Regions from separate parts of the Mus musculus genome. Here regions 2 and 3 are each linked to region 1. The links are chromatin loops, found by intact Hi-C in ENCODE. Cell type or tissue: heart. All regions are shown on one strand. Links, peaks and the distances in the headings refer to the core of each region. The heading gives the core; the rest is flanking DNA.

Evidence for each region. A loop is a pair of places that touch in the nucleus more often than their neighbours do. Peaks named below come from ENCODE experiments on the same cell type or tissue, not always from the same donor. Only the 100,000 strongest peaks of a DNase experiment are listed, where the experiment ranks them.
Region 2: a loop joins it to region 1, with 2.1 times the contacts of the local background. A loop is called at or near these places in 9 of 42 quality-filtered maps.
Region 3: it touches region 1 in a loop (2.3-fold over the local background); 2 of 42 quality-filtered maps call a loop at or near these places.

What each region holds. Positions count from the first base shown.
Region 1 is chr9:95,683,108-95,693,064 of GRCm38, forward strand. It overlaps Pcolce2 (procollagen C-endopeptidase enhancer 2), which reads left to right. Exons shown (of 9, transcript NM_029620.2): 6 at 3,579-3,733; 7 at 9,754-9,837. Among named protein-coding and RNA genes, the nearest start is that of Gm39407, 19 kb to the right of the region's middle. In heart, for the core only: a CTCF peak has its summit at 5,155 (motif pointing left); no DNase peak of the experiment used is centred there.
Region 2 is chr9:95,608,739-95,618,695 of GRCm38, forward strand. No RefSeq gene overlaps it. Among named protein-coding and RNA genes, the nearest start is that of Gm25582, 11 kb to the right of the region's middle. In heart, for the core only: no CTCF peak of the experiment used is centred there; a DNase peak (open chromatin) is centred at 6,313.
Region 3 is chr9:95,632,320-95,642,276 of GRCm38, forward strand. It overlaps Pcolce2 (procollagen C-endopeptidase enhancer 2), which reads left to right and starts at 5,309. Exons shown (of 9, transcript NM_029620.2): 1 at 5,309-5,554; 2 at 6,333-6,441. The coding sequence starts at 5,475. In heart, for the core only: a CTCF peak has its summit at 5,433; DNase peaks (open chromatin) are centred at 5,472 and 7,812; H3K4me3 peaks cover 1,623 bases; H3K27ac peaks cover 1,038 bases; H3K27me3 peaks cover 3,471 bases.

The DNA of each region.
Region 1 (9,957 bases), core at 871-8,870:
GGTTTTCTCCAAAGTTCTGAGTTCCGATTAGCACAAGGGAGGGCTGTTTCAACAGTACACACAGATCCTCCTAGGGAAAATAAGCAACATTCAACAGCTTATTTTATTATTTTAATTTAAGTTACATTTACTTATTTATCTATTCATTTGTTTGTATGTGTGTGTGTGTGTGTGTGTGTGTATGTGTGGACACACATGCCATTAGCATCTCTATGGGTGTGACAGGACAACTTGCAAGAGTGGACAGGTCCTTTCCTTCTACCAAATGGGATCTGGGACTCCAACTCTGATCATCCGTCTTAGTAGTAAGTCCCCTTACCTGCTGTGCACCATCTTGCTGACCATAGAAAAGTTCATATTTTAAAACATAAATCTTTAAAACTTGTGTGCTAGGCTTTCATGTAGAAAAGTATAAAACCCGACTAGAAGATATTTTCAAACACTTATCTACGTGGAGCTGCTCATGGCTCCTCTTTGGACAATAGTGAAACTGGATTTTATTAGATCTGTCGGCTGTATTCTAAGCTGTAGATGGGCAGGCAAGACTGTGGGTGGTGGAGATAATACTGAGTCCTAGCGGAAAGGACCGAGAAAGGGGACTCACCTGCCCGTGAGTATGAAGGAGCTGAGAATTAAGACTAAGATTTTAACAGAAAGAAAGGGAGATGGAGCCACAAAGAAAGGCCAGGAGTTTACCACACATGTCTGTGGATAGTGTACTCCACTGAGACCCTTATCCACACTTGTCTGTGGATACTGCACTTATTCATACGCATAATGAACTTGTATGTCCATAATCACATAAGGATCAGCAACAGATAGATTGAGAACGTAAAGAGAAATTTAAAAAGAGAATTTTTAGCCGGGCAGTGATGGTGCCTGCCTTTAATCCCAGCACTTGGGAGGCAGAGGGAGGAGGATTTCTGAGTTCGAGGCCAGCCTGGTCTACAGAATGAGTTCCAGGACAGCCAGGGCTATACAGAGAAACCCTGTCTTGGAGAGAGAGAGAGAGAGGGAGAGAGAGAGAGAGAGAGAGAGAGAGAGAGAGAGAGAGAGACTAAAAGGAACTCAGGAAAAGATAACTCAATTTTAAAAATGGGTTAAGAAAACCCCACAAAACATGACAAGGAATTTTCATAAGAGGAAATCTATACAGTGAGTAACCTTTTAAAAACAGTGTGATTTGGTAGACCCACGTAGGAGATCAGGTCGGGACTATGCAATAAGGTTGAACCGGCCTCACAGACGATGGCCTAGCACGTAGATTCATTCTGTCTTCACATGCCAGTCAAAGGCTCTTTACCCAGGAGCACCGCAGCACACACAGGTATACTCTCAGCAATATTGCTTGTGATGGGGAAGATAAACATCCCAGTGTTCATGAACAGGGTTAAGTGTGTTCTAGTTCACATGATAATGTCAATAAAGCAGCAAAGACGCTTAGAAAATACCAGCCCCTGATCCGGGAAGTGTTTGGAGAGAATGGCTGGTGAAGGGAGGGAGGGTAGGGAGAGGGGGAGCACATTCCTAAGATACACATTGTTGAAGGTACATCGACGTTGTATGCTACCTCTGAGGCCTAGACCTTGTGCTGGAACCTGGAGAGAAACTAGGCTGAAGAGCATGTTGGGCTCTGCATCCTGTGGAGTTAGGAGCCCCCCACATGCACTGAGGCTTGGGGCGATGTGCCCAGTGGCTCTAGATCCCACATCTAGACAGGATAAACAGGGAAGCGGTTACTGTGTGGTCCTGGGAAAGCCAAGGAGGCAGAGAAAAAAAATCTTTGTCATGAAACTATCCTTCCTTGAGTAAATTTCTCTCGCAGCTGCAGAGGGGCTTTAGTTGTTAAAGTGCTTGTCTGTCCTGTAAGTGTGAGGAGTTGAGTTTGGATCTCCTGAAAGGACGAAGAGAAAGCCCAGTCACAGTGGCTTGTGCTTGCAATCCAGTAGGAGAGAGATGAGGGACAGAGAGACCGGCGGATCCTTGGAAGCTCTCTGGCGGACACACAGTAATACAAAGAAATTTCACTGCACTATGTTGTAGAGGAGGCTGCTGGAGATGAGGAAGACGATTGTAGATGAATAAAGTTAGCAGATAAAATGAGCAGACAAGGTGGCTGGCTAGCAGTAGCAAGCAAAGAGCAGACTGCAGACTTAAAGCCAGAGGCGGCTATTGCTGTTGGCTCACTGCCTCCCAAGCCAGCTTCTCCATCAATTTCTGGATCAGATTTCGTCCCCATTCCTCGTTATCCATAGCATCTCCACTTGCAGATGTGGCACTTGGCCCTCAGTGCACTGAGATTCTGTTGTATTTCCACAAAGCGCCACAATAAACATCTACTTTTGTTACTAAGTTACTCTTCCTTGGGGAAAAAAAATCAAATTTCTGATATAATGTCACCCTGTTAGTTCATAGAAAAGTCAGGGTGTAGACACCAGAACAAGTGCCTGTGTAGAAGGCGTGAATGGCTTTCCACTTCTGCCTATGGGAAGTGCTTGTTGCAATGTTATCCTTTAAACAAGATTAGTGTGTTTTGTGTAATTGTAGATGAGAATTGCGTATAGGGGAATTTTTTAATCCTCATTTAACACAAGTGAAAACATGTCTGTTAAAAGCTTGAATCTCTGGCGTATCATTTACATGGGATGGGTACAGGTCACAAGCCCCCTGCTTCTGAGGGTCCCCCACTTGCTTCCACAGTTCTCCCAGCTGGTCTGTTCCAGCCTGGCTCTGCCTGCTCACTGCAGGTGTACAGAAGTGAGCCGCTCTTTATGGGCTGTGGAGAGGCCCAAGTGCTCTGACTAACGAGTTGCACCAGAAGGGAGTTTCCTCAGATCACTAATCTAACCAAATAACTCACTTAATCTTTTTCTACATAGGACTTAGTTGTTGAATAAAATTAGCCAAACAGCATTCTTGCCATTGTTTAAGAAATCCGGTACCTCCGATTCATCCCCTAAGAGTCTGAGGGCTTTTGAGGCTTAATCAGCATGACTCTAACCCTGAATGTAATTCCGACTAAAGTTGGAATCTTAATGGTGTTATGACTGCCGATCAGTAGTCACCTGCTCTCTTTTTATCATTACTTCCCTGGTGGGGATTATAAGTAAAATGCTGCCATTGCAAGCAGACATTAGCCTTCCCACTAAAAAGGAAATGTGGTCTCCTGAGCCCCCTACGTCATCAGATCTGCCCCTCAGATTCCCCGTCACCAGCAGCTGGTGTCAATCACAGACTTAGTTCAGAGTCACAAGTCAGGCAAAGCCTCCAGGGCTTGTGGGAAATAGCTACAGCATCAGCATTCACACTAGTCCCCATATCTTCCACGGTCTCTAGAGTCCCTAGGCCTCAGGTTCAAATCCTGGTTTCCACATGCTGATTGCAGGACCTCAGGAAGATCACTGAATTCTGGGTTCATAAAAAGAGGCTAATAATAGGGTCCTTGTGACGGTGTTAGGACCTTCATTTTTTTTTCCCCAAGTGTTTTTGAATTTTTGTTTTTCAACAAGTTGTTAATCTAGAAGATTGGACGTTTTTAGAGAGGTGCCACTTAAACTTTGCCTGTGTTCCTCTCCTAGGCCGATCGTGTCTGAGAGAAATGAACTTCTTATTCAGTTCTTATCAGACTTAAGTTTAACAGCGGATGGTTTTATTGGTCACTACAAATTCAGGCCGAAAAAGTTTCCCACAACCACCACCACGCCCGTCACCACCACACTCCCCGTAACTACAGGTAAGTTCTCGTGTTTGGAAGTTGGCACAAACACCTTGGAATTCTAGAATTCTTTTGAGGTAGACAAAATAAGAAGATACTGGAAGCAGAAGTAAGCAGGTGAGAACTTGTGTGAGGTGGTAGTGAGATTTCGAGGATAAGTGAAAAGCAGGTAAGGATGCTTGCCAGCCAGTGGTCTGTATTAGCCACAGAAGAAAACAATGGCCGCTTAAGAATTACCATTGAAAACCCGATGTTCCTTCACTGGTACATAGCAAAAGCGTTCGCTTGTTTGTTTGTTTTTAATTTAATGTAATAATTGGCACATGTTTGTGGTGCACAGTGTTTGATTCATGTATACAATGTGCAGTAGTGAAACCAGAGTAGTTAGTGTTTCTGTCTCTTTAAATTTTGCCATTTGTTTGCACCAGGAGGCTTTGAGCTCACCTCTTCTAGTTCTTAGAATACAGCATCCAGGGCTGGGGAGGTTCAGCAGGAAAGGGGGCTTGCTATGCACAGGTGGCAGCAACCTGAGCTTGATCCCCGCAGTCCACAGAAAGGTAGGAGAAGAGGGCTGATTCTGCAGAGCCTGTACTCTGACCTCTGCACACACACCGCTCCATAATAAAAAATAAAATAAAATAAACGTACTACTTTATATGTAATACAGTAAGCAAGCAGTCACGGCACAGTGCTGTTGGATTCTAGAGTGTTCCTCCTGTATAACTGTGATTTGAAGACTGGTATCCTGGTCGCCTTTTTCCCCATCTCCCTTTTATCTTCTGTTTGTTTGTTTGCTTGTTTGTTTCGAATTAGGGTTTCTCTGTATAGCCCTGGCTGTCCTGGAACTCACTCTGTAGACCAGGCTGACCTCGAACTCAGAAATCTGCCTGCCTCTGCCTCCCAAGTACTGGGATTAAAGGCGTGCGCCACCACTGCCCAGCCCCCTATCTTCTTATAGTGTTCATTTTATTACATAAAATTATATTTTAGGTTAATGTTCTAGGGCCTTGATACCTGCCAATTTTTAACAACTGCCAGGTTTAAGATTTTGCTTTGTTTTTGTATCTCAGAAAATGTCATATAATACATATGTGTGTGTGTGTGTGTGTGTGTGTGTGTGTGTGTGTGTACATATATATTTCAATGGAGTAAATCAAGAAAAAGCATTCACTAATTGCAGAAGCTGGAGATAGTTGTGGGCCATGGTCTAAGAGTTGGTGAAGGCGCTGGGGCCTGGTATTGATCTCTATGTCCCACCTGCTCCATCCTCTGGCGATTCAGGACTCAGACTAGAAACCCTAAGTCAGGGAGAGGATAAAGTGGCAGCTCATGGCATAAGCTTGCTTGCCTACTATTTTCTCATCTCCCCCAACCCCCTGCAGCAGGCTTGCCCTGAACAAAGATATGCCCCACGAGTTCTGGTTCTCATCCATGCCCCCTTGTGGCCTGTCTGTGCACTGCCTTGTGTCCTACTGTCCAGTGTCCCCAGCCCAGCACAGTGGACCAAACGTTCTTACAGTGAACTATTGGACAGATCCATGGTGCTAGTGGCTTTCTGGCTTTAGCTCCAATTTGGACTTTCTCTAAAACTACAAATGTGGATTGCAACTACCTCCCAAATGTTTCATGACACCCAAACAGAACCATGTCACGCTCAGCTCTCCTCTGTGACACTCTAGTGCCTCAAGCCTGCTTTCTACTTGTTTACCCAAGCACATCCCTGACATCAATAGACCTTCTCATAGTCATCTTTGCCTCCCTTTATCCTACCTCACCACTTGCATCTCCCACGCCAGCATAGGCTGCATCATTCTTCCATTAATCTCTAGGTGTGTGATCCAACATGGCAGCCCTGGGGAGTGCTTGGGATATAGCTAGGCATGCAGGAACTAACGTGACTGCCGATTACCGTACCTGAACGTCCAGAAGACCACATTGTACACAGCACATAAAACCTTCAACAAGTATCCCCTTCAGCCTCCATAGCTTCGTCTTCAAGCTTCGCCTGTCTCCGTGTGACCCGAATGCTTTGACTTTTTAGAACTGAGCTTCACAGGGAGAAGCTGTCGAGGGTTTTCAGTAAAGATCCAAAATGAGATTTGTTGACTTGCAACCTGGACCCCATGAGATGAATGGATTAGAAGGATCAAGGCAATGAGCATGCTCTGTGGTTGTTTGGCTGGACTATGCCTTGACATAAATACATAGTCCAGAGATGAGTGGAGGACAGTGACAGACCCTGGTGGTTAACTGGACAGTATCTCCCAGCTCCCTGGCTTGCACAACGTGGGGGGAAGAAGTTACTGCTCGCTGAAGCAGTAGGAGCCATGTGTAAAGCTTGAGTGAGGTGTCTATAAGACAAGTCATGCAGGCAGACGGCTGGACTTCTAGGCCAGAGAGGGAAGTTTATGCAGAGTTAAAGGTCATGGACATGCAATGGGGCTTCCAGGGCTGGAGAGATGGCTCAGCAGTTTAGACACTTGCTCTTCCAGAGGACCTGCCTTGATTCCCGGAAGCCATGGGACGCTCCAGTGATAGAGTGAGATAGCCATTGGATTAAATAAATGATCCTGAAAGAAGGGAGGTTCTTCTGGTGTGGTGGTTTGAATAGGAATGGCCCCTTTAGACTCATGGGTTTGAATGTGTCGCCCACAGGGAGTGGCACTATTAGGAGGTGTATAGCCTTGTTGGAGGAAATGTGTCACTGTAGGAACAAGCTTTGAGGTCTCCTATGCTCAAGCCCCACCCAGTGTGGAACACAGTCCCCTTCTGCTGCCTGTGGATCAAGGTGTAGAGCTCTCATTTCCTTCTCCAGCACCATGTCTGCCTGGATGCTGCCATGCTTCTCATGATGATAATGGACTAAATCCCTGAAACTGTAATTGAGCCCCAATGAAATGTTTTCTTTTATAAGAGTTGCCTTGGTCATGGTGTCTCTTCACGGCAATGGACACCCTAAATAAGACATCTGGATATCGGGATATCTAAATTTGCCATTTAAGAGAAGGCAACACATGGTCCCACATGAGGACATCTGAGCCTGGGTTTGAGTGGCAGATGCAACAGAGGATTGTCCCTAGTGAGTATGAAACTGGGTCATCCATGAAGATGGTGGACCCTTGGAGTTGTTGCAAGAATACATAAGAGAAAGACTGAGCCAAGGGCTGTTTGTTAGTGCAGAAACTGAGACAAAGACCACAAAATGAGCTAGGTGGAATGGTGTGGTCTCTGACTTAAAAACCAGAGGGCAGAGATATATTGGAAGGCAGGAAGCATCAATTCAGGGCACCCACACACTCCCAGATAAACATCCCAAGGCTGAAAAGCTAGTTTCCCACAATCTGTTTGGAAACTACTTCACTGTCTATTGCCATGACAAAACATTGACTAAAAATTCAACTTGAAGTAGAAAGGTTTATTTCATCTTACATTTCCAGTAGCAGTCCATCCCTTAGGGAAGTCATGGGCTTGCAATGGGGGAGGAGCTCAAGATAGGAAGCTGGGGACAGCAGCTGAGGCAGAGACCATGGAAGAGCGCTGCTCACTGGCTTCATACCCACAGTGCCCTGGGCCCTCCTACATGAGTTAATAATCAAGAAAAATGGAGAAATGGCTCAGGGGCTCAGAGATGGTTAGCATACTGGCTGCTCTTCCAGAGGACCTAGGTTAGATTCTCAGCATAAACATGGCGGCTTACAACTGTTTGGAACTCCAGTTCTAGGGGATCCAATCCCCTCTTCCAGCCTCTCTGGGCACCAGGCATACATGTGGTACACAGACATATATGTAGGCAAAACATTCATACACTTAAAACAAGATGCCTCCACAGACGCCTCCAGTCAGTCCGATGAAAGCATTTTATCAATTAAGAGTCTCTTTTCCTGGCTGTCTCTTGCTTGTGGCACAGCTTGACAGCTGACAAAGGACTACCCAGTACCATAAAGATATAGCTTCATCCTTCTACAATGCTTCTGAAGTCTTCAAAAAAAAATGTTTAAGACAAAGAGGGGAAGAAAAAGCACAAGAAACACAGAGAGACACAGAGAGACACACACTTTCATAAATCTCATTAAAAAAAACAAACCAAATCTGTAAGGTTTAAAAACAACCCCCTGACAACGTTAGGAGACAAAGACCCTGCAAGCCGCCATTGAGTTCCTTTTATGTCAGCCATCTACTGCTGGCTTGTGACCCACCCTTAGGAATGGTTTGTTTCCCCAGTGAGACTCCTTTAGAGAAAACTAATTTCTGTGTTTTAGGGCAGGAGGCTTTACAGCTCCAGTAAAAAACTGAACAGCTGCCCCATGCAGTCGTCTAAAATCTGAGCAGAGGTGTTTCAGGCCGTGTTGGCTGGTGGGAGGGCTGTGTGACAGTCTGTGTTCAGAACCCCAAGGCTACAGTTCACAGTGCAGCACAGGCAAGCACTGCCGAACACACCTCAGATCTAGATATCTTATGTGTTTGAAACTGAATTAATTTTCTAGCCATTGTGCATCCAGGAAACCCTTCAGCACTGCCAAGCCTTTTGTGGCAGCTCACATTCAGTTACAGGGCCCCACCTGAGCTGCAAGGGACTCTTAGCTAGGGTTTGTGTTGCTGTGATAAAATATCATCACCAAAATGCTACTTGGGGAGGAAAGAATTTATTTCTTCATATGTAGTCCATCCCCCAGGGAAGTCAGGGCTGGAGCTGGTGCGAAGACCATGGAGGGGTGCCGCTTACAGGCTTGCTCCTCTAAGCTTGCTCAGCCTGCTTTCTTAAACAGCCCAGGATTGTGAGCCCAGAGATGACACCATCCACAGTGCATGGTCATCCACCAAGAAGATGTCCTACAAACTTGCCTGCATGTCAGTCTTACGGAGGCATTTTCTCAGTGAAGATCGCCTCTTCCAAGATAGGGTTCAGTTTGTGTCCTGTTGTCAAAGGCCAACCAGCACAGACAGCTAAAGCTGTGAATTAGATGCCATTGGTGCCTCCCTAGTCGGGGCCGCTTGAACGCTTCCTATGCTCATCATATGTTACCTACAGAACAAAGTTACCGCCAATTGAGAATAACTGTGGGTCTAATTATACTTTTAACTGTGTCTCTGAGTGGATGGGACTGATAACTGTTTACTTCTTGAGATCCTAAGGAGAGCCAATGCCGGGTTCAAAATAAACAGCTTAGTGACGCCTCGAATCAAACCTAACACTTTACACGTGAGCAGCACTCCTAAGTCCCTGTGCTATTGACAACTAGAGAGCTGTGTATTTTAAGCACACCAAGAAAGCTCCTCTTTCCCTCACGAGAACACCAACTGATTCCTCTTGTGAAGAATTAGCCTGCGCTCTGTCACTTCAGATTTGTTGGGCAGCTTTTCTGTGTTTTTTCCCCCCTAAGCTGGGCACTCAGGTCAATTCTGTTATAATGTAAAGCATACATGCATACATATACATACATACATACATATACACACATACACACACACACACACATACACACACACACACACACACACATACACACACACACACACACACATACACACACACACACACACACACACACACACACACACACATATAAAGCAGTGGTTCTCAATCTTTTCCTCGGGTCATGTAGGACCATCAGAAACATCAGATATGTACATTACAATTCCCAACAGTAGCAAAATTACAGTCATGAAGTAGCAACAAGAATAATTTTATGGTTGGCGTTCATCCCAACGTGAGGAGCTGTATCAAAGGGTCACGGCACTGGGAAGGTCGAGACCCACTGCTCTAAAAGAAGCGAATGAGACTATATTTGGATTATCTTTGATCTCAGGTTTAACAGTCTGTAGAGAGGCCTGGGTTCCGTGAGGAAGAACAGTAGTTGGTAGCATGGAGAATGTCTCTTGCATGGTTCATAATTATTTCACTGCAATGGTAAGCTTGGTGGCTCGGGGAAATAAATGCTGATCTCAACTGGCTAGATTCTGACGTAAACACCAATTATATTTAAATTCATTTTCCTCAATCTCATGACTCCCTTCTCTGAATTTCTTCGTCGAATTAGGTCTAAAGCCCACTGTGGCCCTGTGTCAGCAGAAGTGTAGACGGATGGGGACTCTGGAGAGCAATTACTGTTCAAGCAACTTCGGTAAGAAACAGAAACCAGGCTTCTCTCTCTAATGAGAAACATGAGACGGTGTGCTTAATTTCACAGGCACTCCCATGACTTAGCAACACAGTTCATTTACCCACGGAAGCATAGTCCTGT
Region 2 (9,957 bases), core at 1,397-9,396, 74 kb before region 1:
ACAGCTGGCAGGGTTGGGCTGTATCAGCATTGGGCTCTTACTCCCACTAACAGCCTTCTCTGGTGGCTCGGGTGGTGACACTGTGAGGCTCTGCTGCTGAGTTTATTGTTATTCTTTACTTATATTTATTGTTTATGTCATTAGTATTGCCAATTAGCTGCTCAGCTCTACTCTTTTGGTTCCCAGGTCACATTCGGTTCTTTGTCTCTTTTGTTTTCTGGCCAGAGAAACATTGGGGGTTTAATGAGTGCCACTCGCACTGTTACAGAGACAAACAGCCTTGGAAGTCATTGAGGATGAAGCCCCCCTCCTGTTTCCATGAGTAACACTAGAAAGAAAGCCCCCACTTAGGATTTACATTACTCTATGAAAAGGTGGATGTACTCTGAGCTTTGAGGAGGCCCTGTGATGGTTAATGTTACACGTTTAAATTACTATGCTTAACAGATCTATAGAACAAAAACTCCTCTAACCTGTAAGCCCCACTTGCCCAGGACAGATAAATTCCTGGAATGCTGGAGGCTACTGCTCATGTAAGATATCAAACCATGTGTTTTCACTTTTGTAAACAAGCTTGGTTGCCCTAAACGTACAAGATGTATACTTAATTGCATATAGGCAGGAAGTATGTCAGGGCACATGCTTGCTTCTGAATGCACAAAGGCAGGGAGTATGTAGCCTTGTGAGTTTTGTCCTTAAGGGCTCTGACTAAAGTAACTCAGGCCATTTTCTGAGCATGAGCCTCGTATCCATGGTCCTGGCCATTAGTAAACCCTTTTATTTATTAATATTTATTAATCTGGTGAATCTCTAAACAACGTCAGACCCAAAGCAGCCTACCAAGACAAAACTATTTCTTCTTGGTCAAAAGAATGGAATCCGAGTTCTACCTCTGGCCCTGGGTGGAAACATAACCTTCTAAACTACCCAAAATAGTATTTTCTTTGTTTCATTTCTATTACTGTGATAAAACACTCTGACAAAAAGTAGCCTTGGGAGAAAAAGTTTATTTTAGCTCAGAGTTCTAAGTTACAGTGTAACTTCCTTCCTTGTGAAGTCTGTGGTGGCGGGAAAGCGAAGCAGCTGGCCGCATCCACACAGTCAGGGGCAGAGAGAAATGAATACATGATCATGGGCAACCACCTTGTTTCCTCTCTTTACAGTTCAGGATACTCTATCTAAGGAACGGTACCACCCATGGTTAAACTGGGTCTTCTCACAGCAACAAAACAAAGGCTCTCCTCCACAGACACACCCACAGGCCAACCTAATCTAGACTAGCCCTCACTGAGAGTCTCTATCACATTATTGTGTAGATAATGAAAACTAGCCATCACATACACGGTGGTCTCTTCTGTTGAAGAATTAATCCACATCGGCCTGCCATTCACCTGCCAAGAATCTACCCCTCCAGGAAAGCAGGTCCACCCAAGGACAGCCTAAGAAAGGGAGAACTAAATACCCCTTAATAACGTACTTTACTTAAGAGAAAGCTCTCCTTTGGTACAGCTGCTTACAATGCTTCTATCAGGCAACATGGCAGAGTTTGTCTGCATTTCTGAATCCCAACTCCAAGAACCATAACTTTTTATCTTCTGTCTCTTTATCTCTTTTTTTGTTCTACTACCAACCAAAGACTAAGCATGTTTCCCTAATACACTGGGGATCCCCATGAATTCCCTGAAACTACTTCCCCACCTTCCAGTATACCTTGCTTGTCCATGTTGGAGACCATACCGTGAGAAAGTAAGCCTTTCACAGTTTCCCACCCTAACAAGCCAAATGGCCTTGTGTTAGGAGCCGGGTCACCTCCTCCTCCCTATCCCTTCCTGACACCTAAGACCCTAAAATTTTGAATTATAGTCCCCTCTTCCTTATCTCTTCCTGACTCCCAAGACTTATAAGGACCTGAGTTATGTGCTGAGCCCAGCTTGACACCCCGGGCTGTTGAGGAGGAATCTACATTCCTGGGATAAGACTCAGAGTGCCTCCTGCCTGCAGTCAGAATTCATCCTTCTTATCCCCAGATGCCTGCTTCTTTGTTCTTGGTTAATTCCCCCTCAGCCCCTCCCTATTTCCCCCCACTGTGTGCTTATTACCTGGCTTTTCAGCCTAATAAACTTAGACCTTGACAGGAATCCTCCTTGGTCTCTCTCTTCTTTCCCGCCCATTTCTCTTGCAGGTTTGCAGTTCCCCTCGTACCCACAAATAACTGGGTCCTGTTGGACAGGACATGTCCACATTCATTGTAAAAGTCATAGCTTCCTCCTCCTCCTCTTCCTCCTCTTCTTTGTTTTTTAAAGCAATTTTGAAAAGAAACTTCGGCTTACAAGCTGTTATAGTGTCAAAAACCAGGTGCTAACACCAAGATGTTGCAAGGCAAAAACTTTACTTTTATGGCCAGGCCAGAGTTATAATCTCCTCAAGTATAGGAGAATGGAAGCAGCCCAGACCAGAAACAGAAAGACCTTTTTATGGCAAACAAGCAAGTTATTAAAAAAAGAAGAAGAAAAAACCCTAGAATTTTGCAGTGATTTTTATGATCATAGAAAAGGTATGTGTTATGAATTTATGGTCAGACATGTTATGGGTTTATAGTAAGACGGTCAACATACCATGAAACATTTTATGGACAGTCAAGTCTCAAAACAATGAGGACAATTTACAATGTGTAGTTCACTAGATTATTGAGGAAAACAAAACAACAACAACAACAACTCTTAGTTAAGGGCATGATCAAAATCTAACATTGTTGAACCAAAAAGAAAATTGGAGTCAGCTGCCCCTGAGCAAACTTACTGTCTAAGGTGACTGTCTATCACTGAAGGAAGCCATGGCAGGAACTCAATCAGAGACCACTGAAGAACTGCTTACTGGCTTGCCCAGCTGCCTTTCTCTTACAGCCTAGGCCCACCTGCCTAGAGAGGGTACCACCCAGCGTGAGCTGGTTCCCCTTCCATCAACCAGCAGTCAAGAAAATGCCCCACAGACATGGCCACATGCCCATCTTATGGCGGCAACCCCTCAACTGACATTTCCTCATCCCAGTTATGTCAAGTTGACAAGGGAGAGTGACAGTTCTACTCTTTCATATCCTAGCTGCTGATCATTACTGGGGACAGACTTATCTCCACAGATATGGGGGTAGTATCTCAGGTAAGGTATTTCCCTTGAACATCACATCCAATGGAAGATAATCCCACCCACTTGCATTTTTAATCTGAGTGGCGATTTGAAACGGAAGTCAAAGCCATTCATACAAGCAAACCCTCTGTTGGCTGATAGCCTTCTATTTCAGGCACCGCTTCAAGGCTTTTTGCTATGTAATATATGCAAAATGATGCATGCATACATTTATCAAGTACTTCTGCTAAATTTCCCTTTTATGGTGGAGATGACAAGAGATGCACACCAACAAACAGTAACATTTTGAAATCTAGATAAGCTTTCTGTTAGGTTTCAGAGAAGCTCTAGACAAAGGGCTAACTGAGATACCTATTAAGATATCAAAGCAGCGATGGCCAGCTCTTCAGCATCCCTCAGTACCAGTGGCTCCGCCCAGCACTTCTCACCCCACCCCCTGCCCTAAACCTCTCCATCCCCCGAGCTTCACTTCCCTTCCCCCAGCTGTTCTTCCCTATGTAACCTCAGCCATTTTGGTTCCTGATTCCACTCTTGGCCTCTTGGTTCTTTTGGTTCCCATGTGCTCTCTCCGTTCCCTCTCTCTTGTCTTCCTCTCTCTCCCCACCCCTTCTTCTCTCTGGGTGAGGTTCAGTCTGAGCCATTCCAGACCCTCTCTCCCCACCCCCTCTTCTCTCTGGGTGGGGTTCAGTCTGAAGCATTCCGGATGCGTCTGGCTCTGCTCACCTTCACCTCTTCAACAGGAACTTTCTCCTCTACCATACCCAGGAGTGGCCGCTTCTCATTTTCATTCCCTTGCTATTTATAATAAAAGCAGCAATGTTACAAAGCATTAAGATGATTGTAACTGATACCTGACACCGGTAAGATAACTTTTAGCAGAGCACTCAGAGAGAAGAACCATCTCTCTCCTGGTGTTCTCTTCTTTCAAGACCAGATTTTTCAATCCAGGTTTGGTAGTGCCAGCTTTTGGAATCCCAGCACTCTGGAGGCAGAGGCATGCTGATTTCTGATTTCAGGTCTAGCCTGGACTCCACAAGTTCCAGGCCAATCAAGGCTACTTAGTAACACCTTGCCTAAAACACAAAGCAAACAACCACAAAACAGAACACAGTGAGAAACAAAACTGGGCTTTTCAAGGTTCTTATCCCATTGATTTAAACTAAAGGAGAAAAAACTCTTGGGGTTGGAGAGACAGCTTGGTGGTTAAGAGAATTGGCTACTCTTCTAGAAAACCTGAGTTTGAGGCCCAGCTGAAGAGCTCTGGTAGCCCTAAGCTTGGCAAACAAACTCTTGCAGGTCTTGCCCTCTCCCACTGGACATATCTGTGCTTTGTTGAGGCTCATTAGGGCAAAGCTCGTTCCACCAGGACAAAAGAATAGGATGTAAGTTCTACTTCACGCCCTGGCTTCTACCTGGGTTCTAACCCGGAATGTTACTTACTCTTCTCTCTACCTTTTAAAAGTTAGTTCAGGCTGCACGAGGTGTTTGCATGCCTTTAATCCTGGCAAAGGTAGACTGATCTCTGTGTGTTCCAGGCCAGCCTGGTTTACACAGTGAATGGCAGGACAATCAGGGCTACATATTGACACTCATCTTTAAAAAAAAAAAAAAAAAAAGGAAAAGAAAAGAAAAAGGAGTTAATTTTGCTAGGCCTGTCATGTTATGGAGAATGGAGGATTAGCTCTCCTCTTAATGAGATAATGCATCTTTCTTTCCCAGAAGCCGCTCCCTTGAGGAAGCCACTCACACGCCTTCTGTCGGGCAGCACTGCAGAGCCTCAGCTCTGCCAGCTGCCTGCTTTTCTTATTGTAACTTTTCCTTTCTCTTTATTTCTTTGTTGTCTTTCTCTCTTTCCTTCCTTCCTCCCTCCCTCCCTCCCTCCCTCCCTCCCTCCCTCCCTCCCTCCCTTCCTTCCTTCCTTCCTTCCTTTCTTTTTTCACTAACCAAAGCCAGGGCATGCTTTCCCTGACGCTCTGGGTCTCCACACTTATTCTATGAAGCTCCATTCCCCCGCCCCAGGCCCCGCCCACTTATGCCACTTTACTGATTACCAATCTCCATCACAAAAGACACAGCTTCCGGATCACCTAGCCAAGTGTCCAGTTGTCTTAAGCAGGACGCTGTATTGCAACTACTGGCTTCTTTCTGCTTTTGTTTCTGATAGCTCCGTGGTATAGATTTTTACCTAGCATTTCTGAGACCCTGGCTTCAACTACTACACAGCTAAAACTACATAAACAAGGTTCTCAATAATCGTCATTCAGAGGATTGTGAAATATGCACTGGAGGAAGCTGTCAGCTTGGTGAAAAGATCATCTAATCCTGTCATTTTTCTGTCTTTAAAATGTAGTGAGTAAGCAGTATTGTTTGGTGTCAGACCCCAGGACAAGGGACTGAGGCACATATTTTACATACCAAAACAGACCTGGTCTCCAGGTTCTCCCAGCATCCCTCAGTCCCTACCTGGCATACCCCGCCCACAATTTTCCCTCTCTTCTATCCTTCTCTCTCTCTCTCTCTCTCTCTCTCTCTCTGTGTGTGTGTGTGTGTGTGTGTGTGTGTGTGTGTGTGTGTGTGTTCCTTCTTGCTTTCTCTCTTCCCCCTTCCTTTTCCCTTCCCATTGTGGCTTCTCTGACCTTGGTCCTTGAGGCCAGTAAATCCACCCAAGAGCAGCAGCTTCCCAATAAACCTCTGTGTGTGTGTGTGTGTGTGTGTGTGTGTGTGTGTGTGTGTATAAAATCTGGCTTGAATTTGCTCATTTCATTGGTGGAGAAATGACTTACCAAATATAAAGCATAAGGTCCTCCAAGAAAAAAATCAATTAGTGAAGAAGCAAGATGTTGGAATGATAGAGAGAAGCATGAAACTGAGGAGAATATTTGAACATTTGCTTCTCTTGGCATGCATTGGACATTAACTATTTAGTAAATTATTAATGTTCAACTCATTGGCATCATTTCAAGCATCAATTTTTTAATATATATAAAGTAATTATATATGTGATTATTTTGCCCCTAGGAACATTCTTTTTGGCAACACAAAAGTTAAGTGGCTTTGGTTCTTGAAACTTGTGAAAAGGACTCTTTCTGTGTGTACTTGATTTTGTTTTTCCTAGCAGAGAATCACAAGAATAGCCCCATGTCACCGCCCACAGTGAGACTCTGCCCTCATTCCTTGGTAATGACCTGGGACTTGGACGGTGTCCTCTGTTTTTGCAAACATGGCTTTTTCCACTTGTCTACCGACATTACTATTTCTTGACAATGATTATTTAACAGCTCACTTGTTTTTCTTTTAGACACCATTTCCAATTAGACATTCATGACAATACAAACTGAATTTTCTGCTACAGTGCTGGATGAGATTTTTTTCACAGAAAATCCCATCTGTATGGCACTATAAGGGAGTTCGAATTCCGGGAATATTCACACCAAAGTTTTAAAAATGCAGTAATAGTCCCTGCTTTGGTCAGCTTCTCAGCAATGCCGGCCGGCGTGCCTTTTCCCCAGTCGGTTACCTTGTGGGAGGAGCACCTTGAAGACGAACAGTCCTTCCCTCTCCGTGGGTCTGGATTCAGACCCAGGACAAATGGCTGAGGTGCATCTTTTACGGCCCCAGGTTCTCCCAGCATCCCTCAGTCCCTACCTATTACAGGGGCTGCCTGGCGTACCCTACCTTCTGCCTTGAACTTCCAAGTCTAGGGACTGGGCTTTCCTCCTCTAGAAGCTCTTCGATTTTTGCTCCTCCTCTTCTTCCTCCTCCTCCTTTCTCTCTCTCTCTCTCTCTCTCTCTCTCTCTCTCTCTCTCTCTCTCTCTCTGAATGCTTTCTCTCTTTCTCTTTCCCCTCCCAAGGCGTCTTCACTGCCCTGCTCCTGTGTGGTCAGTGAACTTGACTGAGAGATGCTTCCCAATAAAACTGGCTTTATATACTCTAATCCGGCCTGACCTGGCTCATTTTGTCAACAGAGAATAACTTACTGGTGCCCTGATTTCCCTTTTGGCTCCACTCCCTCCTTCTCTCTACCTGTCTTCTATCAAAAAGTATTCTGTGAAACTATTTTGAAAATACAAGTGAAACTAAAATATTCCTACTTTGAATTCTTTTTTTGTTTGGTTGGTTTTTTTGTTTTGTTTTGTTTTGGTTTTGTTTCTCTGCTTTTTGTTTTATTTGTTTCCTGTCAGAAGTCTGGGTCAGGGGTGTAAATTCATTTCCATGAAGATAATGCTGTAAATGTTGGCATTCCTTCTATGCTCCGCCCAACCGTTACCTAGCAACAGCCAGGTAGGCCTGGCTTACTATAAAAGTGACTATTTGGCCTCTCCCCCTCTATCTCTGACTCTGTCCCCTTTCTCCCTCGGACCCCCTTCTCCTTCTCTCCCCTTTCCTCTCCTCCCTCTCTCTCTCTCCACTTATTCTTGGCCTCTCTCTCTTTCCTCTCTCCTCTCTTCCTCTGTCTCTACTCCCTTCTCAACTCCTCTTCCCATGCCCCCCAAATAAACTCTCTTCTATACTAGACCCATCCTGTGATTGGTACCTCGGGGTGGGGGGGTGCCTTAGCATGGACCCACTGAGGTACCCCCTCCTACTGCACCATAGTGAGCTCTATAAAACATATCCTTGGTTTTACAAAACACATCAATATCCCTTTATAACTTATTTAGGACTTATCCCTTTTTACTTGATGAAAAATTCAGAAGTTGGCTCAGATAGTTTTCTCAAATAGATCTCCGAGAAGAACCTAGCCCTCGGAGACATTGTCACAGCACTGCGGCTGTGGCTTTACCCACAGTTCCAGAGTTCCGGGTGGTGGGTAGAACTTACGATGGGGCTGGATGGGTGAGGCCAGTGGAATGAGAAGGTGGGAGCACTTTCTGGGACCAAGTATACCTGGATGTAAACACCCAAGAGGTACCTACAAATTCTGTGACCTTGGGGAAATCCTGAACCAGTGTGAAGCTCCGTTTCTCCCTTATGTAATGGACCCATCAGGGTCCAATCAGGAGACAGAACGCAGACCGGTAATCTGAGCAGTGAAAATTAAGTACTTCAAAATTTGCCAACTAGGTATAAGGCTAACGCAGTAACGGAACCAGTTAAAAAGGACACGGAAGAGTAGTAGCGGTGGAAACTACAGGAAGCAATTGTTGCCCACCCCACCTCCAAGTGGGGAGATGGGGTAGGGAATTGGAAGAGTAACCTAGGGCCTCTGAGGATGGGAGTAACAGTACCCTGGTACCGGGGAGGTGCAATGAGGGGGGAATGTCCAGCTAGATTCAGAAGCTGCTCCAGCAAGGGGTGGAAGAAACATGGCCGAGGTGACGTTCATGGGAACGGGCTGATCTGAGCCCACGGGGAAGAGCAGAGCCCTTTTCCCACCTCCAGCCCTCACACTCTTCCAGTCTCCTCATCACCAGGGTCCCCAGGGAACAGCTGATCAAACAGAAACGTGCCCTGCAAAGCCCCAGCCCCAGCAGAGCCCAGTGCTTTTAGACTGAATGGCAAAAGCCTAGTCATTGGCACAGATACCATTTATGAGGCTACTCCAGGCTGAGTGCTCTATATGCACGTATTATATAATTAATTGTCTAATCAGCTTAACGAAGAGTCCCCATTTTACAGACGAATTGGCAAGGGTGGCAGGTGTGTCCAACTTTCTACCTCCTCTGAGGTAAATAGCAAGACATTCCCTGGGTGTTTTCTCTGTAAGTAGACAGCTCTTCCCGTAGCATACTCATCCCTGCTCCCTGCTATGGTCAATATTTGCAGAGCTTGGTGGGTAATGGAGGGACGCAAAAGGAGTGGAGGAGTCTCGAGAGGTTACAGAAGGGCTGAGGGGATAAAGCTGGCCAATTAGTGGCTCACAAGTATACATAACAGGGCCTCAGCAACAGACAGGGTGGGGGTGTCAGGAATGACAGAGACAGACAGACAGACAGACAGACACACACACACACACACACACAGAGGGAGAGAGAGAGAGGAGAGAGAGAGAGCGAGAGAGCGAGAGAGCGAGAGAGCGAGAGAGAGAGTTTCTCCAAGGGTATTCACTTTGCAGGAAGGAGAGACTGAAGTAATAATTGGGAGGCCATTGAATATGATCCTGGTGCTGCTCCTAAAATCTTCCCATAGGGAACAAACATCACTTCACATTTTTGGTTACTGTGAGAGCTAACGTTATGTTTTAACTTTTAATTACTGTGCCTAGGAGACCCATAAAATATAAATGTCCACTAGCCCAAGGACAGATACTTCCTGAAAGGCAGGAGGCTATTCTTATGTAAGACAACAAGCCACAGGTTTTTGCTTTCCCAAACAAGTTTTTTGACCCAATTTCACCCGATGTGCTTGATCACATGTAGGCAGGAGGGATGCAGACAGGAAGTGTCAGGATGTACGCTTGCCCCTGATTGGACCTTGTGGGAAATATGTAGCCCTATGGGTCTGTCTTTATAAGCCTCTGCAAAATGAGACTGGTGCCCAACGATCCTGGACGGTGTCCATCGCCTTGGCCAGTATTTAATGCTTACTTAAAATTTGGTTAAAAAAATTGTGTGGTAGTGGCCTTATTCTAGACCTGTAGAATTAATATTATCACTGTGACCTAGACAGGTGCAGGTACTGGGAGCTGGGGCAAGAGAGTCATCCTCCAGGCTCAGGGAGAGCCAGGACCCGCTGCAGCCTCAGTGACAGCAGCTAGGGTGTGAGGTGGCCACTCCTTGAGTATTCAGCTCTCTACAAGGCTAACACAAGCTTTTATGACAGCACAGTCTGGAGCAAGCAACCAGCTGCTAAGTTGCTTCCAACAGTTTCAG
Region 3 (9,957 bases), core at 1,190-9,189, 50 kb before region 1:
CTCCTGGATCTCTCTATGTAGGCCTGTCTAGCCTTGAACTCACAGAGGCTTGCATCTTTGCCTCTAGAGTGTTGAGATGAAAGATATATGCCACTGCACCTGGCTAGTAACACAATTTTTAAGTGAATTTTTAATTGTAAAATTGGAAGAACACAGAGTATCTACTGACTGAGTATTGCATAAAATTCAAAGCCAACAAAGTTCCTCCATGTTGATATTGTTTCTCAAGATGGCTTTAGAGGTTGATTATGCTGCTCAGTGCAGATCTCTTGAGTAGCAGGCGCAAGGCTTTGGGTTCAACCTCCCGCATCAGAATAATAATAACAATAATAACCCCAGAGGCTAAATGAACAGAAAAAAAAAGCTTGCTCTAACAAAGACATTTTGAAAGGCTGTATTATTAGTGTCAAAACTCAACTATCATATTATCCCTACAAGAACATAAAGACTTCCCACTTTCATAAGCTCTGAAGAGTTAAAAATACTATGGGAATAGTAAGAATGTTTCACTATCATGAACTTAGGTTGTACAGTGATAGTTTTCCAGGTCCCCTTGCTTCCTCATATTATAACACGTATAAATCTGGAGATCAATGAGGGACAGTTGGTGCCAGAGCACACCTGAGCTCCTCCAGGCGCGCTTAAAACAGCGAGAGGGAGAGTCCAGGAACGCACACTCCTGAGCCCATCCAAAGCCCTGGTAGGCTTGGTTTCCTGGCACTTTTCAAGATGACCAGAGGAAGTCGTGTCTCCTGGTTTGCTTCCTCTTGCTGTGATAAGCACCATGATAGAAATAAGTTTAGAATCAGGAAGGGTCTATTTGATGTTCATTTCCAGTTACCAGTCCAGGCAGGACCCTGGAGGCAGAGGCTGCAGCAGAGGCCAAGGAGGATCACTGTTTACCAGTTGGTCCCCATAGCTTCTGCTCAGCGGCCTTCTCATATTGTCCCACACAGGGTAATGCTGCTCATGGTGGGCTGGGCCTGCTCACATCAATCACCCATAAAGACAGTCCAGCATTCCAGAGGCTGAGGCAGGAGGACTGTTGTAACTTATAGTCAACCTGAGTACATAGTGAACTCTAGGTTAACCTAGGTTAAAAATTGAGCTGGCAAGATGGCTCAGTGGTTAAGAGCGCCAACTGCTCTTCCGAAGGTCCTGAGTTCAAATCCCAGCAACCACATGGTGGCTCATAACCACCTGTAATGAGGTCTGCCGCCCTCTTCTGGTGTGTCTGAAGTCAGCTACAGTGTACTTACATATAATAAATAAATCTTTAAAAAAAATTAAACCTTGTCTCAAGTTAAAAGAAAAAAAGATAATCAGGAGGCACTCATACCATTCTTGGAGTTAATTGTGTGGGAAAAGCCTCTTATTTTCTTAAAGCAGGCTCCACATACTTATGGCAGATATTGAAACATTCTGGTGGGCTTTATCTTAAAATATGAAACTAAGGATTAGAATATTAAATTTGGTTTGCATTTTCACAAAATGTCTGTTATATTTCAGACCAGCGCTAATTCTCATCACGCACAAGGACAGGATCAGTTTGAACTTTTTTGGTGTGTGTGTGTGTGTGTGTGTGTGTGTGTGTGTGTGTGTGTGTGTGTTATGTTGTTTATATGTACATGCACACTTCCATGTATGGCCAGATGTTGACACCAGGATGTCTTCCTCAATAACACGCTGCCTACTTTTTTGAGGCAGAGTCTCTCTCTCTCCCTCACTGAACCTGGAGTTCCCGGTCTCAGAATGGCTGGCTAGGGAGCCCCCTGGATCTACCTGACTTCCCTTCTGTCCTCGCAGCTTTTACGTGGGTGGTGGGGATTTGAACTCAGATTCTCCCTTGACTCCTTAGTCGTCTTCCCAGCCCCAGCATAAACTTTTAAAACACAACTTTCCTGATGAAACCGCATTTTACACGACAAGTCTTCTCTTTGCTTTGTGACTCTCACTGCTGCTGTCTGTATCTGGAGCGGTCCCCAAGGGCCTGAGTGCCGAGACCCTCAGCCCACTGTGCTATTGTCAAAGGGAGGGGTCCTGTGGGTGGTAACTGAGGGTCTACCCCTCTCTAAGCAGGTAGATGGATCCTGGTCCCTTCTTGGCTCTTGTTCTCTTTCCTCCCTCTGTAAGGCCAACAGTTTGGCTCCCCTCAGGCTCCTGCTGTGATATTCTGCCTCTGGCTGGAAGCAACCCTGCCAGCCAGTCACAGATTGAACAAAATGGTAAGATTTTTACCTTCTTTTCTCTTTGTAACTTGATTGTTGCAGGTGTGTGTGTGTGTGTGTGTGTGTGTGTGTGTGTGTGTGTGTGTGTATGTTCATGGGGTGTAAAAAAAAGTCAAGAGACTCACTTTTGAAAAAGCACCATAGGGGTCTATCTGTCTCACAGGTTTCTGTTAATAGATAATACTTTGGTATTGAAAAGCATTCCCTTGAGCTTGCAGTGTGGCTCCGAGGTAAAGCTCACGTTTAGCATGTCTTGGGACCCTGAGTCCAATCCAAAGGGAGAGAAGGGAGACAAAAGTCATCGTAGTTTGGAGACTTTTCATCAGCCACCTCCTTTGGCTTCTTTCAGTTGTTCTTGAAGTAGCCTAAGTTCAGTCGCCGTATAAAGCTCCCCACCGTCTCCTTTTGGTCAATATCTTTTAATGCTGGATCTTTTATGGGCTAATGCTGTCTCGTGAGTGATTGTGTTGAATTTACGGTGCATTCTAAGATGTCTACAAGGTTGGTAAATGAACCAGAGATGAAGCAACAGACACAATGGCCCACTTGATGCCAATACCCTACAGAGCCCATGCTACGCTTGCAAGTGGTCAGTTCACGGGTGATTTTGTTCATGTTCCCATGACTCTTTGCACAGCCAGGCAAGGGTAACTCATCCTTTGAGAAGGAGGACTCCTGGCCCCTCCACTCCGCTATCCTTCAGATGACCTACCCACAAGACTGTTGTCTCTCAGCAGCTCCCTTTAGCTACTACTGCCTGCTGTCCTGTAGCTTCTTACCCCAACTCTGCTTCATAAAACACCAGAAACCGATCTCACGCATGTGACGTGTACACACTCCTTCAGAGGTCCCTTGAGTCTATCTCAAATTTAACACATTAAACATCTCAGGACATTTACGGTTTATAATTTTGGTCAGAACTGTAGTTCCAGGTCAAATATGTGTTTTTAAAGAGCAAACAACATGGTTCTTAATAAACTTTTAAAATCACATGGTAAGATCAATGTCTTTCTTATGAGTGTCAGCAACAACAGACTGACCCATGTTAGAACCTTTTACTTTCCAGTGAGGAAACAAACACAGGCATTGATCTGTAAATTAAGAAAAGAAAACACTGCTGCATAATTACACTCAAGCAGTTTTCTATTTATTCATGGTTAATACTGTTTTATATTTTAAAATCCTACAGGGGAAGTATTTTCAGGCATGAAAACTCCAGAGTATTACTAGGCAAAAAAAAAAAAAAAAAAAAAAAAAAAAAAAGAGCAATGTTTTCACCATATAACTCCAAACTGTGACTTTGTAATAAACTAACTACAAACTCTTGAGTTTTCTGATAGCTCATTCTGGAAATGTGTATAAACTAAACAACTTATTTTCTTCTTGGCTCTTCTAAAGACATTTTTACTTAGTTGTGGGTGTAAGTTTCAGAATATAATATCTGCTGCCAAGTCTGTAATTCCTTTTACAAAACTGTCGTACAGGGTGTGGTACATTTAGGGATTTTTTTTTTAAAGTTGTAATTCCTGGTAAGGTTCTTGCCCCCCACCAACTTTAAAAAATGAAAACAAAACAGAACAGAAAACCCAATGCTGGGACTAGGGAGGGCATAGAGAGATGGTGCAGCGCCCACGAGATGGGTCACAACTGTCTGGAACTCCAGTTCCAGGGGGATTTATCACCCTCTTCTGGTCTTTGTGTACACTGAACACACACACACACACACACACACACACACACACACACACACACACACACACACGCACGCACACACACAGAGTGCATAGATATATACATGTAGGCAAAACACCTATTAAAACTTGTTTTAAATGCTAAGGCAATCTAAACTCTGAAGAGGACTCTGGTTCCTAGACAGGTCCTTGGGTTTTCCAGTTTTGTTTTGTTTGTTTGTTTGTTTGTTTGTTTGTTTGCTTGTTTCTGAAACAGGGTTTCTCTGTGTAGCCTTTGCTGTCCTGGAACTCACTCTGTAGACCAGCCTGGCTTTTAACTCAAAGACCTGCCTGCCTTTGCCTTCCAAGTACTGGGATTAAAGGCGTGCACCACCACCGACTGGTAGGTTTTCCGACTTTTAGGTTATTGCCTGTAGTCATTGTTATTTGCTTGCCGGAGTGTTAAGTTCTTAAGATTACAAGTTCATTATTAGAAATTAAATCTTTAAAATATTTGTGTGTGTGCCCAAAAAAGCCAGATGAGGGTAATAAGTCCCAGGGAGTTGACTGATATGGGGTGCTGGAAATGAACTTGGGTCCTCTGAAAGAACCACAGGCAAGTCCTCTTATTCTCTGCGCTATCGGGCCCTGGAGTTAGGGTATTGACAAGTCTTGCCTTGCCTTGTTTTTGTTTCTTTGTTTGTTTTCTTTTATCTTTTTCTTCTTCTTATAAAGGTGAATGTAATGCAAAAGGCGCGTCGTTAATGAAACCCTCAAGTTAAGTTGTAGCTCCCATGAGTCTCGAGTACATTCTGCTCTTGGTGGTCTTTTAGGACTCTCTGGTGACGTTAAAAAAAAAAGTATGAAATTTTTCTGAAGTTAAATAAAGCCTCGATGCTAGAACCGTTCTCGGGGATATAGTTTATAAATCTTAACTCATCAATAACGTTTCCTTTTCCGGCGTTCGGAAAACTTCAAAAAAAACAGAGGTGCCTGCAGAGAAACACCGTTTTCACAACCTAACGTGGGTGGTGAGATGAGAGGATCTGACATTTAACAACAATTCACTCACAAATCGCTTGCTTGCAAATGCATGTTGAAATCTGCCCACAAAATCATCTCTCTAGCCATTGTTACACTCCGGTGCACACAGGCTCAAGCGCGAGTGTATTTAAAGCGAGAGTTAAGGGCTGGAAGTCCACTATGGAAGGATCTCTTTACTTGCCCCTTGGGACTGCTATTCCAAGAACACAAAGGAGGAGCCGGGTTCCCCAGCAGTTTTACTTGAGAGCAGCTGGGGGCAACCCCCCACCCCGGAAAACCAAGGCTGGTCCTGGGTACCGCTGGCGGGGCTCCCTTCCCCCCTGCGGCCGCCCAGGGGACAGGCTGTGGCCCCTCCCGCTGGAGAACAAACGGGACATTCAGCCGCCGCCCGCGGCTGCCAGGGCGCGTCCCCTGGGGAAATTAGGCGTGGAGTCCGCCCGGATCGCCTTCAAAAACCGCCCTCCTGCCGGCCGCGGCGCACTCTGTACCTGGCTGCGGGCGCCCGGCGGGATGCTGCAGTGAGCTGCCGGCCATGGGGGGCGCGAGCGCCTGCATCCCGCTCTGCCTGCTTCTGGCCACCGCGCGGATGGCCCGGCCGCAGACGCCAGAGAGGTAACGTCCCCCGCCCTCCCTTCCCCGCGCCCGGGAACCCGCACAGCGCCACCGCGGACTGCGGTGCTCCCCCCCCCGAGCGCTGGCCCTACGGCTCCCGGGCCACCACGTGGCGCGGCTCGCCCTCCCTTGCCTTGCCTCCCAGCGGTTTGGGCGCCGGCGCTTTAGCGCTTGAATATGCTTGAATATGCGCCCTCCTCCGCCCCGCGCTTTTCCTCCCAGCTTGGCCAATCTAAGACTAACCTGGGGAGCCGGTCTTTAAGTGACTCCTCACTAACAGCCTAGTGCCTGGCCAGAGGCACCTACAGGATGGCTAACTCCCGCATCACCTCCAACCGCGGCTGCCTCCCCTTTTCCCGGGGCGCGCTGAGACACCCAAGTTTTCCAGAAAGGGGAAAAAACAAGGCCTGTCTCTAAATCTGGAGACAAACTTAATCTTTACCATGTCTTTTAAACCATGCAGCTCTGCCAGAGTGACTCTCAATACCTCTCCCACTCTCTCCCGTTAACTCATTCAATTTTTATATAACTTTTTGAGTGGGATATTTTACTATAGCTGCACGTATATGGTCTGTCTTAATGATGAATTTGGGCGAGTGCGTTATCGGGCTATAATTTAAATATTCTAAGAGATGGCAAGCATTCAGATCTTTTCTCTGGTGAAAGATTTTATTAAACAACATTCACTCGTTTATATCAGCACGTATGCCTTTTTGGAATTAACATTAGATTGTTAGGCTGCAGATCAATGTAAACGTTCTCTCTCTTATTTTCACAGACCTGTTTTCACATGTGGCGGCATTCTTACCGGAGAGTCTGGATTTATTGGCAGTGAAGGTTTTCCTGGAATGTACCCTCCGAATAGCAAATGTACTTGGAAAATCACAGTAAGCATTTATTTTAAAGGTGTTCTTCTGGACGTGGCTACTGGAAACAGTACACACGGATGCCATTTGCGTCTGGTGTCAGGATTTGGGTTAGTGGCAGATTCCAGAAAACGTGAAATGCTGGATTTACTTCACCTATCTGGGAGGTTTATTAAGAGACCTGGGGGATGTCCTGCAATAGCGATTAGAGAGGGCTCAAGATGATGGTTGAAGGAAGAAACCCTTCAAGCACGAGTTTCTGACAAAGTTTCTGACAACTCGTGCCTGACTCGATTGAGTCATTTTGAATTCCTGATTAAGGCTGTTTCTAGTTAGAGGTCTGGTGTAAACACCATTGAAAGTTAGATACTGTTCATGCCCACACAACTCCCTGTGGGAAATAAACGATCAAAGCAGTTTTGACTACTTCATACTCCGGAGAAAAAGAACAACAGTTACCACCATTGCTGCCAGTTGCTCTCCCTTCTTAGGAACCACCACTAAAGGCCATCTAAGAATGGAGGATGCTAGTGATGAGGGCTTAATAAAATTCCCATGGTGCTCACTGTGGGCTGTATTAGCCGCAGTCAAGGCAGGAAACCAGATACAGACATAATTAATGAAATAAAAGTCGCCTGAATCACACTTTCTGGTCACTGCTGCTGTAAATTTTGTTGCTATCTTCATTTTCTTGTTCCTGGGAAGTTATTTGGTAACCAAAAGTATTCATTTAGTCAGTTATGATTCATTGCATGTATGTGTTTTCTGTGGCTGTGGACTGAACCCAGAGCCCCATGCATGCTAGATAAGTGCTCTATCACTGAGCTACATACCCAGCCCCAGATCACATTTGAAGGACTATGTGCCAGACACTTAACCATGCCAGGTGATTAGCAAGCATTTCAGCGAACCTGCAGAATCACTTTGACCATTATATCCTCTACTTTTTGTAGGAAAGCTGAGGTCAAGCAAATTAGTCAGAGACATTGGTTTGATAAGCCCAACTTTACCTGTAGTGAAGACCTGAGTTTGGCAGGCGGATTTGAGAGAAGGACCCCTCTATAATATAAAACGTTGCTTTTTTGTGTGCCTTGATGCCCTCTTGTAAAATTCTAGTGAATGGATATAGATTTCATTCTATCATTATAGCACATGGAGCTAGGGGAGACTACGTTCCAGAAACAGCTTTGAAACACTGATGCTAATAAATGTGACATAAGGCTGGGGAACAAATGTAAAGAGACTTGGTTTCTTATTATAATTGTGGTTTAATTGTGACTCAGTTGCAAGGTCAAAAAGAGTCATCGTGTGCCTAGCAAGTCAAACACCATGGTTGGTTGTGTATTGGAGGACTTAGCAGTCACGTTGCTGTGGCATCAGACGAGGGAGGGGTGTGTCCACTGGGAGGGGCTTCTGGACTAGAGAGAGCTTTGCCTCAGAGGAAATGCAGTTGCCAAAAAGAAAAAGAAAAAGAAAAAAAAAAAGAAAACAAGATCCAAAAAACAGGCATAGGGGTGTGGTGGTGGAGTGAGTGTGGAGTGTTAAGTGGTAGGGTGGGGAACGTGTTTAATTGCCTTAATAACTCAAGGAGGCTGGGACAGAAGGAACAAAGACCATTGTCTGGACAGGAAGTTAAAGCCGAGGATCGTAATGGAGCTGAAGCCAACCAAAAGCCTGAGTAGAGAGTCCTGGACTCGAAGAGGTTGGGAGGGCAAAGATGAAGAAATATGTCATCTCTTACCTTCTGGTGTTTCATAGGCAGGCATGCATGCAGTTAGGATGCTGTGGCTCCAGCTGAGAGGCCCACTGCCCTTTGTGGCTCCTGTCCTGGGCAGGGATGTCCTCTTGGGTGACTACCCAAGGCAGTCCAGAGAGACTTTCTCAAAGCCAGTTGTATTATACAGGGTTCCCAGAAGGAATGAAACCAATAATGTGTGTGTGTGTGTGTGTGTGTGTGTGTGTGTGTGTGTGTGTGTGTTTTAAAGTCAACTAAGCCAGATACCTTAGCAGTCTCAATCTGGTACTGAAAACCTGGATGCTCCCTGGAGCTCAGCTGATGTACAACTGAAGTACATTTCCAGCCTCTAGTCTAGGATATTAAATTTTAATAGCAACTTCTTGTATGACAGGGCTGTTCAGCACATTGTCTTCTCTGATTATTTAAATTAACCAACTTTCATTTCCTAATCGTATAGCCACCTTTTAAGTGCTTAATGGCTCTCTCTCTCTCTCTCTCTCTCTCTCTCTCTGTGTGTGTGTGTGTGTGTGTGTGTGTGTGTGTGTGTGTCTGTGTGTCTGTGTGTGTGTCTGTGTCCTATGCACAGTTCCAGAGAATTCTAGGGATTAGTTTTACCCGTGTAAAGACATTGCAGATGGAAATGCTCCTGACTACTTAGTTGTACTCCTGCCCTGTCAATGGGGAAGCTGATACTAGGCCACCACAGCTGATGACTTGATTAAGTTAAGTCGCCCTTATCATTCTGTCAACTTGTGGTGGCCTTAGTTGACTAGGTCTTAGTAATTAATTTGGCTGAGCACGTTCTTAAAAAATGCATGGCTAGACATTAAATCAGAGGATTTGAGAGTTAGGAAACAGTTCAGTATTAGGTAATCCATGAGGAGACTGTGTGCTTCTTAACTTCCTGTAGAGTTAACTTCTACAGGAAGTTAGCCACACAGATGTCTGCATTAAATGACATAGTCCTTATGTCTATGGTAAGGGACAAGAATTGAGTATGATTCTAACAACTAAGGTCCTTTGAAAAGTGGAAATTAATCTTCCAAGCTGATTTGACATAGTGAGACTGGGGTGTAGTCAACCTCTTCCGTCCATATTGAAGCATGAGAGCGGTGCACCAAGCCCTGGCAGCAAAACTTGAAACTCCAGACCTTGGCACGCTACCACCACACTTGGTAACAGTACTCTTTTGAGACAACATGCAGGGGATGATGGGAGGCATCTGAGATCCTCAAAGGGAGTAGTAGTGTAGCAGTAAACCTGTCGGCAGGGTCTCGGCCAGTGTGGTGAGCTCAGTGCTTCACTAGGACATAGGCCAGAAACCTTTCCAGCATCCTCCTAGTCAAGCCAAGATGAGGTTAGAAGTGTTGTGAGCTGGAGGAGATGAGTCTGAGGTGTGAGCCTGGCTCTGAGTGGCCTCTGAGATAAAGCCCACCCAACTCTCTGCAGTTCTAGCTGCCCAGCAGCCCCGACATCCACATCACCAGCCCATTATTAGCTTCAGGATAACTTCAGCGCAAACCTGGACCCACTGATGCAATAGTTCTTGAGATTTTCAGCTTACTTGTTCATTTTATAATTCCCATGGTGGAATTAAAGATAGAACCTGATGATTACTAGAAACAATTTCTCTCTTTTCTAGAAAAGTCGGCTGTAAAAGTGGCCCCCTCAGAGTTTGACTTGAGGAATAATTGGTGTGGGTGGCCAGGAAGAACAGCTGAGGCTTTGCTTACAGAAACTATAAATTACAGGAAACTTGAAGCCCAGAGCCTATTGGGAAATCTAGAAGGTACATAGGA